2 separate regions of the Homo sapiens genome follow, and region 2 is linked to region 1. Evidence: chromatin contacts called from ENCODE Hi-C or POLR2A ChIA-PET data. All regions are on one chromosome and are shown on one strand. Each heading gives the region's core, a stretch centred on a gene start or an enhancer-like site at or near the end of the contact. The rest is flanking DNA. Distances are from core to core; before and after follow the strand shown. Region 1 holds the start of ADIPOQ-AS1 (ADIPOQ antisense RNA 1). Region 2 overlaps ST6GAL1 (ST6 beta-galactoside alpha-2,6-sialyltransferase 1).

The links. Hi-C counts contacts between places; a loop is a spot of excess contacts on that map. ChIA-PET counts read pairs that join two places held with the same protein, here RNA polymerase II (POLR2A). Pooled maps may share reads with other maps.
Region 2: POLR2A ChIA-PET joins it to region 1 with 14 read pairs in activated naive CD4-positive, alpha-beta T cell. The contact joins the enhancer-like site here to the promoter of ADIPOQ-AS1 in region 1. A Hi-C loop is called at or near these places in 1 of 168 maps with a recorded cell type or tissue (endothelial cell of umbilical vein), 2 of 37 single-sample maps with no recorded cell type and 1 of 50 pooled maps. POLR2A ChIA-PET finds 5 or more read pairs at or near these places in 10 of 52 experiments (GM10248, OCI-LY7, Panc1 and 6 more).

The regions. Positions count from the first base shown.
Region 1 is chr3:186,858,138-186,863,837 of GRCh38, forward strand. It overlaps ADIPOQ-AS1 (ADIPOQ antisense RNA 1), which reads right to left and starts at 3,231. Exons shown (of 4, transcript NR_046662.2): 1 at 3,096-3,231. It overlaps ADIPOQ (adiponectin, C1Q and collagen domain containing), which reads left to right. Exons shown (of 3, transcript NM_004797.4): 3 at 1-326. RefSeq lists an enhancer at 2,743-3,037.
Region 2 is chr3:187,022,592-187,028,291 of GRCh38, forward strand. All of the region lies in intron 2 of ST6GAL1 (ST6 beta-galactoside alpha-2,6-sialyltransferase 1), which reads left to right. Among named protein-coding and RNA genes, the nearest start is that of ST6GAL1, 95 kb to the left of the region's middle. RefSeq lists a silencer at 1,627-1,716 and an enhancer at 3,270-3,599. Within about 2 kb of position 2,785, at least 6 of the 41 ENCODE cell types and tissues checked have a DNase peak (open chromatin) inside an H3K27ac peak, as active enhancers do; they include OCI-LY7, where a contact is called at or near this core.

The DNA of each region.
Region 1 (5,700 bases), core at 1,981-4,480:
ATTTTTGTATTTTTCGTAGAGACGGGGTTTCACCACATTCGTCAGGTTGGTTTCAAACTCCTGACTTTGTGATCCACCCGCCTCGGCCTCCCAAAGTGCTGGGATTACAGGCATGAGCCATCACACCTGGTCAACTTTCTTTTGATTAGTGTTTTTGTGGTATATCTTTTTCCATCATGTTACTTTAAATATATCTATATTATTGTATTTAAAATGTGTTTCTTACAGACTGCATGTAGTTGGGTATAATTTTTATCCAGTCTAAAAATATCTGTCTTTTAATTGGTGTTTAGACAATTTATATTTAATAAAATTGTTGAATTTAAGATGGATGACTGTTTTATTTGTTTGCTGTTCACCACTTCTGTTTTATTCTCTTTCCAGAATTCTTTTGGATTGTTTAAATATTTCATAATATTTTATCTTAATTTATTTATTGGGTATTTGCCTATATCTCTTTGTGGTATTTTTTAGTGGTTGCTTGAGGGATTACAATGTACTTAACTTTTCACAGTGTGCATAAAGTTAATATTTTGCCACTTGCAGTAAACCGTAGAAGGCTTATAATCATATTAGTACCTCTATCCACTTTCTTTTATGTTGTAGTTGTCATATATATTACATCTATATACACTGAAACATTATAGGCAATGTTATGATTTTTGCATTCGTCAGTCATATATATATTTTAAAGAATTTAAGAGGAGAAAAATACATATTCAGATATTCATCATTTCCTTTGTTCTTTATTAATTTCTAATGTTCTGTGTTTCTCTCTGGTGTAATTTCTCCTCAACCTGAAAAACTTTATTGAGCATTTATTTTAAAGCAAGTCTGTTGATGATGAATTCTCTTAGTTTTTCTTCATCTGAGAATGCCTTCATCTTTTCTACATTCCTGAAATATATTTTTACTGGATATAGAATTCTCAGTTGACAGTTCTTTCTTCTAGCATTTTATTTTATTTAGTTTATTTTTTTCAGTGCATTAAAGATGTTTCTGTCTTCTGGGACCCATGGTGTGTGTGTATATATATATATATTTTTTTTTCTCTTTATCTCAAAGGCTCTATGGTTTCAGATGAGAAACCTGCAGTCATAGTTTTCCCTTATGTGTAATTTATAATTTTTTCTTCCAGCTGCTTTCAAGATGCTTTCTTTACCTCTGATTTTCAATAGTTTGATTATGATGTGTCTGGGTGTTTTCAACTTTCACCCATTTTAGGGTTCATTAAACTTCTTGAATCTATAAATATAGGTCTTTCAGCAAATTTAGGACATTTTCTGCAGACATTTTTTATTTTTATTTTTGAGATTTGAGTGTTGCTATGTTGCCCAGGCTGGTCTCAAACTTCTGGGCTCAAGTAATCCTCCTGCCTTGGCTTCCCAAAGTGCTGAGATTATAGGTCTGAGCCACTGGATTTTCTCACCCTCAGAACTGTGAGCCAACAAATTTCTGTTCTTTATAAATTGCCCAGTCTGTGGTATTCTGCTATAGCAGCACAAAATGGGCTAAGATACTGGGCCGACCAGATTCCTCCAGGAATACGAATTAGGATGGATGTAAAACATGCAGATTCAGGACTCATGGGTCCTTCTGCCCTGCAGTGTAGAACAAGAAGAGGCCCAGCTGTGAGAAAGGTAGAGGCTTTGAGAGAAACAGAATTGAAAGTCAGAGAGAGAGAGAGAGAGAGAGAGATCTTGGATGCTTTCTACTTTTTGGTTCAGTCCTTCCTGAGATTTAACTATATCCCAACCCACGGGGGCCGTAAGACACCAGTTCCTGTATTTTTATGCCATCTCTCCTTTTAATGTGAGTTAGCTTGTATTTATTTTATGTACATCTAGAAAGTACACAGGGGGCTGAGCGCAGTGGCTCATGCCTGTAATCCCAGCACTTTGGGAGACCAAGGTGGGCAGATCACTTGAGGTCAGGAGTTCGAGACCTGCCTGACCAACATGGTGAAACTAAAAATACAAAAATCAGCTGGTTGTGGTGGCGTGCACCTGTAATCCCAGCTACTTGAGAGGCTGAGGCAGGAGAATCACTTGACCTGGGAGACAGAAGTTGCAGTGAGCCAAGATAGTGCCACTGCACTTCGGCCTGGGCAACAGAGAAAGACTCTGCCTCAAAAAAACAAGTAAATAAAAATAAAAAGTACACAGGGTTGGAAATTAAACTGTGACTGTGCCCAGGCACCAAGCTCAGGCTCAGTTAGGAAGAAAACTTGGCAACAGGATAATAGAGTCAAGTCATTAGGCACCCATAAGATTACACCTAAAACCCTAGCTTCACTTACATGTATTTTATTAGCAATTAACCTCCTAGCTTAGAAATCCCTTGTGGACAGAGACTTTGTATTTCATCTTTGAATTCTTTACAAAGATCATTGATTTATTCAGTAAATATTTATTGTCTATTTTATACTGGGTACATCATAATCTTAAAAATAGAAATAATAATATAATTATCATTTTGAAGTAGCTGCTTGAAATACATTATTTTATTTACTCTTTACAACATCTTGTACATTAAATATCATTGACCCCATTGTTAGATAAGAAAACTGAAGCTTAGAGAAGATAATTAACTGGCTCAAAGCTGCAGCTAGTAAATTGTAGAGCAAAGATTCATAGCCAGAGCTGCCTGATACCAAAAGCTATGCTGTTATGAAAAATAAACCCCAATTTCATTGGACTTTTTTTCTTTATAGTTTCAAGACATTGGGGGATAGAGTTATACAACCTGTAGCCTTAATGTTAGCAATCCTGTAAATACCGGTAATGGAAGAACTTGCCTTTGTAAAATGAGTCATTCAATTTGTTATGTGGCAGAAAGTCCGGTTGTTTAAAGAAAATATGATGAAATGTCTCACTCATCTTTCACGTGGGCAAGTTCTGAGGACTGCACTGAGGTTCTTTGTAGTGTGGTGCTAGAAAATAAGGGCCTTCCAAAATAGTTTGTTCATGCCAGCTGAAATAGCTTAAGTCAATGCTCAACCTTTCTTTATCTAAAAAATTCTATAACTTAAGGCCAGGCACGGTGGCTCATGCCTGTAATCCCAGCACTTTGGGAGGCCGAGGCCAATGGATTACCTGAGATCAGGAGTTTGAGACCAGCCTGGGCAACATGGTGAAATCCCGTCTCTACTAAAAACACAAAAACTAGCCGGGCATGGTGGCTGGCGCCTGTAATCCCAGCTACTCAGGAGGCTGAGGCAGGAGAATCACTGGAACCTGGGAGGCGGAGGTTGCCGTGAGACAAGATAGTGCCATTGTACTCCAGCCTGGGCAACAGAGTGAGACTCCATCTCAAAACAAAACAAAACAAAACAAACAAAAAAAACTATAACTTAAAGATAGAATGTTATTTCCCTGGTATGATAAAGAATAACAAATTGTAAATAATATCCAACATTATAATTAATAGCAAAACACTAAATAAATCCCCATTAAAATTGGTACAAAACAAGGGTGCTTGCTTTCACCATTCTAACTTTAACAATGTTCTGGGAAATTCCGTTGATTTGTCCTCTTATCTTTGAACTTCCTCTTGTTTTATTTTATTCATGTTCTTATCACAGTCTTCCAAAAACAGGAATTCATGGAGAGTTTTGTGGGTTTTTCTAAATTTTGGTATATATATACATATATATAGCAAATATAGATAATGTATGTATAGCAAATATATTTATATATATATATATATATTACATATATATATATTTCCCAGACTGGGTTCTTGGCATGTTGTTCATTTCTTTTTTTTGTTGCTTTTCTGTAGTATACCTGGCTGATCCAGCTTGCTTGTGTTGAACGTGGGTCTTTCTAGACTTTGTTTGCTCTGATACAGTGAGCATGACTGCCATCTCTGATACTTGCATGTCTCACCTCCCAGCCACAGAGCAAGAGCTGAAATCTCATTTTCTTTCCACTTTTCTGAGACGGAGGGAAGAGAGAATAGAAGCAGACTCTGGGGATTGTGCAGCCTTTGTTGGGTAACCTGGCTTTTACTCTCTCTTCTAAAATGCTGTTAAATGTTTGGTACCACAAATTAACCCATCTCGTTGGCCATGCATCCTATTCCCATGGTGGAATACCTCTAGGTCCACAGGTTCCTAGTAACCCCTAGGAACCATCAGCTCTTCCACAGAGATCTTGAGATATGCTAGTTTGTACTCTGACAGGAGTCTGTACTCTGACAGGTTTTTTCTAGACTTTTCCTTGGGATACTTACTTACCTGTTGAGTCTTCTTTGCCCCAGGTTGAGGAGAACTCACAGGAATTTGTCCAATCCTCTTCTTTTTAGTATAGTCTTGGTGGGTGGGAGGCTACAGTGATATTAGAAGCCTTGCCATGCTCTGGCAGAATCTTTTGTTTCCTTCCTCAATAGCCATGTTTTGAAGTCTGTGACTTGTCATTACACCCTTTTCTTAATTTTGCTTCTGGTGAATTTTCAGGGGTGTTAATGTTTTTCTTTTTTGATGGTCATTTGAAAGAGCACACAGGTGAGACTGTATAAGATTTTTAAAAACAGTAATTTAGGTGGGATAGGCAGCTAACCTTGCTAGGTACTGAAAACATATTACAAAATCATAGCAGTTAAAACAGAGTATCCTGGCTCAGGCGCGGTGGCTCAAGCCTGTAATTTCAGCACTTAGGGAGGCCGAGGTGGGTGGATCACTTGAAGTCAGGAGTTCGAGACCAGCCTGGCCAACATGGTGAAACCCTGTCTCTACTAAAAACACAAAAATTAGCCGGGCTTGGTGGACATGCCTGTAGTCCCAGCTACTCAGGAGGCCGAGGCAGGACAATTGCTTGAACCTGGGAAGTGGAGGCTGCAGTGAGCTGAGAATGTGCTGCCGCACTCCAGCCTGAGCAACAGAGTGAGACTCTATTTCAAACCCCCACCGCGCCCCCCCAAAACAGAGTATCCCTAGCATAAGAATAGACAGACAGGTTAATGAAAGATAAGAGTGACCAGAATTAGACCCTAAGATATGTGGAACTTTAATATGTGATAAAAGATTTATGCACTTTAGTTATTTAGAAAAAAAGGAACACTCTTGGCCTCTTCCTCATATATACTTGAAAAATATTGCAAATAGTCCCTCTCCCTCTCCCTCTCCCTCTCCCTCTCCCTCTCCCTCTCCCTCTCCCTCTCCCTCTCCCTCTCCCTCTCCCTCTCCCTCTCCCTCTCCCTCTCCCTCTCCCTCTCCCTCTCCCTCTCCCTCTCCCTCTCCCTCTCCCTCTCCCTCTCCCTCTCCCTCTCCCTCTCCCTCTCCCTCTCCCTCTCCCTCTCCCTCTCCCTCTCCCTCTCCCTCTCCCTCTCCCTCTCCCTCTCCCTCTCCCTCTCCCTCTCCCTCTCCCTCTCCCTCTCCCTCTCCCTCTCCCTCTCCCTCTCCCTCTCCCTCTCCCTCTCCCTCTCCCTCTCCGTCTCCCTCTGATGCCGAGCCAAAGCTGGACGGTACTGCTGCCATCTCGGCTCACTGCAACCTCCCTGCCTGATTCTCCTGCCTCAGCCTGCCGAGTGCCTGCGATTGCAGGCGCGCGCTGCCACGCCTGACTGGTTTTCGGTTTTTTTTTGGTGGAGACGGGGTTTCGCTGTGTTGGCCGGGCTGCTCTCCAGCTCCTAACCGCGAGTGATCCGCCAGCCTCGGCCTCCCGAGGTGCCGGGATTGCAGATGAAGTCTCGTTCACT
Region 2 (5,700 bases), core at 1,535-4,034, 160 kb after region 1:
TGTCTGACTCTCAGTTAGAATCTCTCCTAGATCTGGGAAAGGCCTAGCAAGGGAAGAGACATTAATATCGATTCTCTGGAGATGCACGTTTCCCCCACCAAAGATGGCTTTGCAGTCCAAAGGCTGTCTGGCAGCCTTTTCCAAATATGTCAAAGAAATGTATTTTGGGGCAAAATATTTTAATTTCCTTCAGAGTCTGCTGTCTGTCATGTGATACTATACCAGAGTCAGGTTGGAGAGTAAGCCACATTTTACTGGGTTAATTAAAAAACCCATTTAATGAGACTGTATTGTTTCTAGGGTATGACTTAATCTTTGCCTTTTATGGCCTTAGGTATTGTGTATAGTTTGGTATCTTATTGTCATAAAGGGTCTGTTTGGTCAGTCTTATAATCTCTATTTTACCTTAATGCTGGTCACTTGTACCTAAACCCCAAAAGGGAGGGGTATGATGAGGGTGTAACCTCCTTTCTGTCATGGCTGGGAATTCAGTTTTTCAGGTTTCTCTGGGGTGCCCATGGCCAAAAAGGAGTCCATTCAGTTGGTTAGTGGGGGGCTTAGGATTTTATTTTTGGTTTACACCTCCTTCCAACCCTTGCTCAAATGTCTTCTTCTCAGTGAGGCTTTCTCTGATCATCTGATTTAAATCTCCACCTCACCCACTCCAAGCTGTCCCTATTTCTCTTCCCTACTCTAATTGTCTGCATATCAGTTATCTCCTTGCAAAGCACCACGGATTTATGTTGTTTGACTCTTTATTTATCCTCACTATAAGGTGAGTGCTGGAGGGGTTAGGGATTTCTGGCTGGCTTCTCTACTGCTGTGTCTGCAGTCTGGTTCACAGTAGGCAATCAGCATTTGCTGAAAGAATGAACCTATAGCTTGGAACCAACCCAAATGTCCAACAATGATAGACTGGATTAGGAAAATGTGCACATATACACCATGGAATACTATGCAGCCATGAAAAATGATGAGTTCACGTCCTTTGTAGGGACATGGATGAAGCTGGAAACTATCATTCTCAGCAAACTATGGCAAGGACAAAAAGCCAAACACCACATGTTCTCACTCATAGGTGGGAATTGAACAGTGAGAACACATGGACACAGGAAGGGGAACATCACACACCGGGACTGTTGTGGGGTGGGGGGAACGGGGAGGGATAGCATTAGGAGATATACCTAATGCTAAATGATGAGTTAATGGGTGCAGCACACCAACATGGCACATGTATACATATGTAACAAACCTGCACGTTGTGCACATGTACCCTAAAACTTAAAGTATAATAATAATTAAAAAAAAAAAAAAGAATGAACCTATCGCATGAGTATTGGTGTAAGTTTTCTTACAGGCCCCGGGGCCACCACAAAGTAGAAGAACTCAACCTTCCCTATTCATTTCCTCACCTCCAACTCCCTTAGACTACCAGGACTTAGATCCTTTTGGGTATATATATACATATATATGTTTTATATATATACATATATACATGTTTTGCTTGTTTGTTTGTTTTTTGAGACAAAGTCTCGCTGTGTCACCCAGGATGGAGTACAGTGGCATGATCTCTGCTCACTGCAATCTCCGCCTCCAGGTTCAAGTGATTCTCCTGCCTCAGCCTCCTGAGTAGCTGGGACTACAGGTGCATGCCTCCACGCCTGGCTAATTTTTTGTATTTTTAGTAGAGACGGGGGTTTCACCATGTTAGCCAGATGGTCTTGATCTCCTGACCTCGTGATCTGCCCGCCTCGGCCTCCCAAAGTGCTGGGATTACAGGCATGAGCCACCGCGCCCAGCCTAAATGTTTTATATATATATATACACACACACATATACTCTATATATATATACACACACACATATATACACATATATATGTGTATATATATATATATATATAGAGAGAGAGAGAGAGAGAGAGAGAGAGAGTATATGTGTATATATTTTAACAAAAAAAGCCTGGGAGAACCATTGAATTTGAAACCACCAAATCTCAACAAGCCTTGAAATCTAACACTCAGTTTAAGGAAACACAGAGCAGAGAGGAGAACATTAAACAACACCCTGAGGAAGCCGTGAGCCAGGCTCAGAACATAAGCCACTCCACAGGAGAAATGACTTCATTTTTTCAACAAATATATGCCGTGGAAAAGAAGAAGTAAGGGAGCGAGGAACTCTTCTAGATAAGAGAGAATTGAAAATGGCACATCATCCAGTCATCCAAACAAAATGTCCTGTCCTTGTTTGGATCCCCTTTTGAGCAGGTTAGTGTAAAAGACATTATTGAGAGAATTGGTAAACATTTAAAGGTGGGTTGGATATTGGGTGATATTGGCATTGTGATCATATTGAATTATTATTTATATTCATATATTCTCTGGCAGAACCTGGTGCGTGTGTGTGTGTGTGTGTGTGTGTGTGTGTGTCTGTGTGTGTGTGTCTCACAGTGTAGAGAATCTGAGGGTCTACGTTCTCAATTCTCCCAGGGGTGGTACGATTCTGCCAGGGGTGGTACGTAGGTAATTCTCGATGCCATGGGAGTTAGTTGATGCGTTGCATACAATGGAGGTCTTAGGACATTAAGGCTTAATTTTTTGTTGGATCCGCAGTTGGGAAGAGCTGGTAGCAGGAAACTGATACAAAGTCTGGCGTTTGCTTTAAATTACTCCAAGAAAAATCGAAGCAGTGTAGTAAAGATTAGGAGGTGAGACAGTTCCTCTTTCTGAGGAGATGGCGGGCCCGTTTTCTTCTTTGTCTGGCTCTCTGTAGCATAGGGGTGTGGTGTAGTGTAGGGATGTGGAGGAAAGAGTGGGTAGCTGTGTTGCTGGGGAGGGGTGAAGTGTTTTTTCCACTCTCTATATAGGCCCTTCCTGCGCTCTCCTCTGCTTAATGCTGATTTACCAAGCGGAGTGCAAATTGTGTGGTGAGCATGTGGGAGATGCCTCCTGGGGCTGGGGTGTGTAGTGGGGAGTGGGCATTATACAGAAAGGGAATTCATGGGGCACGAAAGGCCTACTTTTTGCCAGGCACCTGTCAAATAGGAAGGCAGATATTTCTATGAATACAAGTCTGTCTGTCTGTGCATGGGGTGCAAGGGTGAAGACAGTAGCAAATGGCTCATGATTTCCCTTTGCCATGGCTGTGTCAATCTGGAGTTCAGAGCTCTCCTAATCAGTTCCGAGTGGTTGGCTCTGGTCAGGGACCGCAGCCTGACCTCATGGTGGGGACACAACACCCCCCAACAAAGTTCTGTTCTCCAGACTCTTAGAAAACCTCTGGGGAAATGTACTCAGGGAAATGTTCTGAGGACTTCATTATCAGTGCTGCCTGGCTGGGAAAAGATGTAATCTCTGGTAAGAGACCCTTGGCAGGAGTGAAAGCCCTTTATCTTCAGGGCTTTGCTCTGGGCAGGATCTCCCCCTCCCCACCATGAGCCATGCAGGTGGGCCTGTCCTCAGGTAAACACTTGCCAACAGTCACAGCCTCTCAGGCACTGCGCGCCCCTCATGGCTTCCTTTCTTTCACTGTCTTCTCAGATTCACCAGCTACAAGTCGGTTTCTTGTTGCATATCATGCTTCTGACCTTTGCTGCGCTTTTGAGCAAAACGGTGACTTGTCAGAAATGTTTTGACAAATGATTAATGTTTTGACCCATGTTGGTTCCCGCTTGATAGAGCTCGGTGGGTAGGAGCTGGGGTGGTAGAGCCAGACAGCCTGGGCAGGCTCCTCTGGGGACTCTGTGAAGCACATGGTGATAACAGTGCTCGCCTTGGGCACTGTTGTTGCTGCAGGAATTAAATGAGCTTCACCAAATTACAGGACCTTTACTGCCTGTAAATTACTTAGCACATAGTAAAAGCTCATTAATTATTAGCTAAAATAAAGTGATAAAAATCTATCATTAAATTGTCAGCACAGCCCTGCAGAGGCAACCTTTTAAGTATTGTTATCCTTCGCAGATGAAGACACAAGGTTCACAGAAACTGACTAATTGGCCTAAGATAACTTACAGTACAAAAGCCAGGATTTCAATCTAGCTTTTTGAGACTAGAGCCTGAGTGAACTGTTTCTCCAAAGCCAAGGCTTCTCAAACTATTGGTGGTGAAGAACCAAATTTTTTTTCCCAATTCCTCTCACATCAGTAGTTACGTAAAATACAATAAAAATGGGGCCAGGTGCGGTGGCTCACGCCTGTAATCCCAGCACTTTGGGAGGCCGAGGCGGGTGGATCATGAGGTCAGGAGATCGAGACCATCCTGGCTAACACGGTGAAACCCCATCTCTACTAAAAACACAAAAACAAAATTAGCCAGGCATGGTGGCGGGCACCTGTAGTCCCAGCTACTGGGGAGGCTGAGGCGGGAGAATGGAGTGAACCCTGGAGGCAGAGCTTGCAGTGAGCCGAGATCTCACCACTGCACTCCAGCCTGGGCGACAGAGGGAGACTCTGTCTCCAAAAAAATAAATAAATAAATAAAAAATAAAAAATAAAATAAACAAATAAATAAAAAAGCATGGATTCCAGAATCATGAAATGAGAAAAAGGACATTTGAAATACAAGCCCCATTTTAAAAAGTATTGATCTAACAGGCATAAAATTACTCTTTAAAATTACTGTAAAAGTCACTTACACTCCATTTCTGTACTTTTCTCATCTTGCATCTTGAAAAGCTTTCTCAGCCTAGCACTTCTCTGCAGATCTCACTTTCAGTAGCACTGTTCTCAGCGACCTGTTTCTCACCACTTGCCTGAGAATTAATTACCTGGGGTGCTTATTAAATGCAGATTTCCAACTTCCCCCCAATATTCTCCCAACCTCCCAGACTACTTGAATCAGAATGATTGAGACAGAATTCAGGAACCCGCATTTTAACAAGTGATTTTAATAATTTGGGTGTGCTCTAAGTCTGAGAATCACTGTGCTCCTCAGTGTTGCCTCCTCTCTACAGATAACAGATAAGAGGGTAAATAGTGAAGTGAGTGCAGTGTTTTATTCCGGCCCCCCTTCTTGCCCCGTCTTCTTTTCTCAAAAAAAATTTTCAAAGGCTTCCTTTCTGTAGAAGCTCACTGACAGAACCGACTTTCCGGACTCAGTGCACTTCAACAAACAGGTATTGAGCTCAAACTGCAGGGGGCTGGGTAGGTGGAGAGCTGACCGCAAGATGCTCACAAGCAGTAGAGGGTGAGTATAGGTAGAGAAAGGGCAGGTCTAGGGCATTTCTGTGCATAAAGTGGGGCAGAAGAGAAGGAGCCAGCAACGAGACCAGTAAGGCATTACCGGTAAGGCAGAGAAAAGCCAGGAGAAGTATAGGTTTTGGAAGCTAGGTGAAGAATATGCATCAAGGAAGAGGAAGTTATGGACTGCTGATGAGCTGAATAAGATGAAGACTGAACATTGACCATTTGGTTAGCAATGTGGAGATCGTGGAGGTCCTTGTGACTCTGACAAGATCAGGTTCATGGAGATGGGGAGGCCTGGTTGGAGTGGGTTCAAGTGAGAGTGGGAAGATAGCTATTGCAAACAAGACTATGGACTGTCTTTCAAGGAGTTTTACTGTAAAGGAAAGAGAAATAAGGCATTTTAAAGAAGAGAAATGAGGTCAAGAGGTTTAGGGTCAGGGCAGGGAAGTGGAGTTTATTTAGAACTCATGCAATAAGTGGCTCAATATATGACTTCTCTAAAGTCATATATCTTT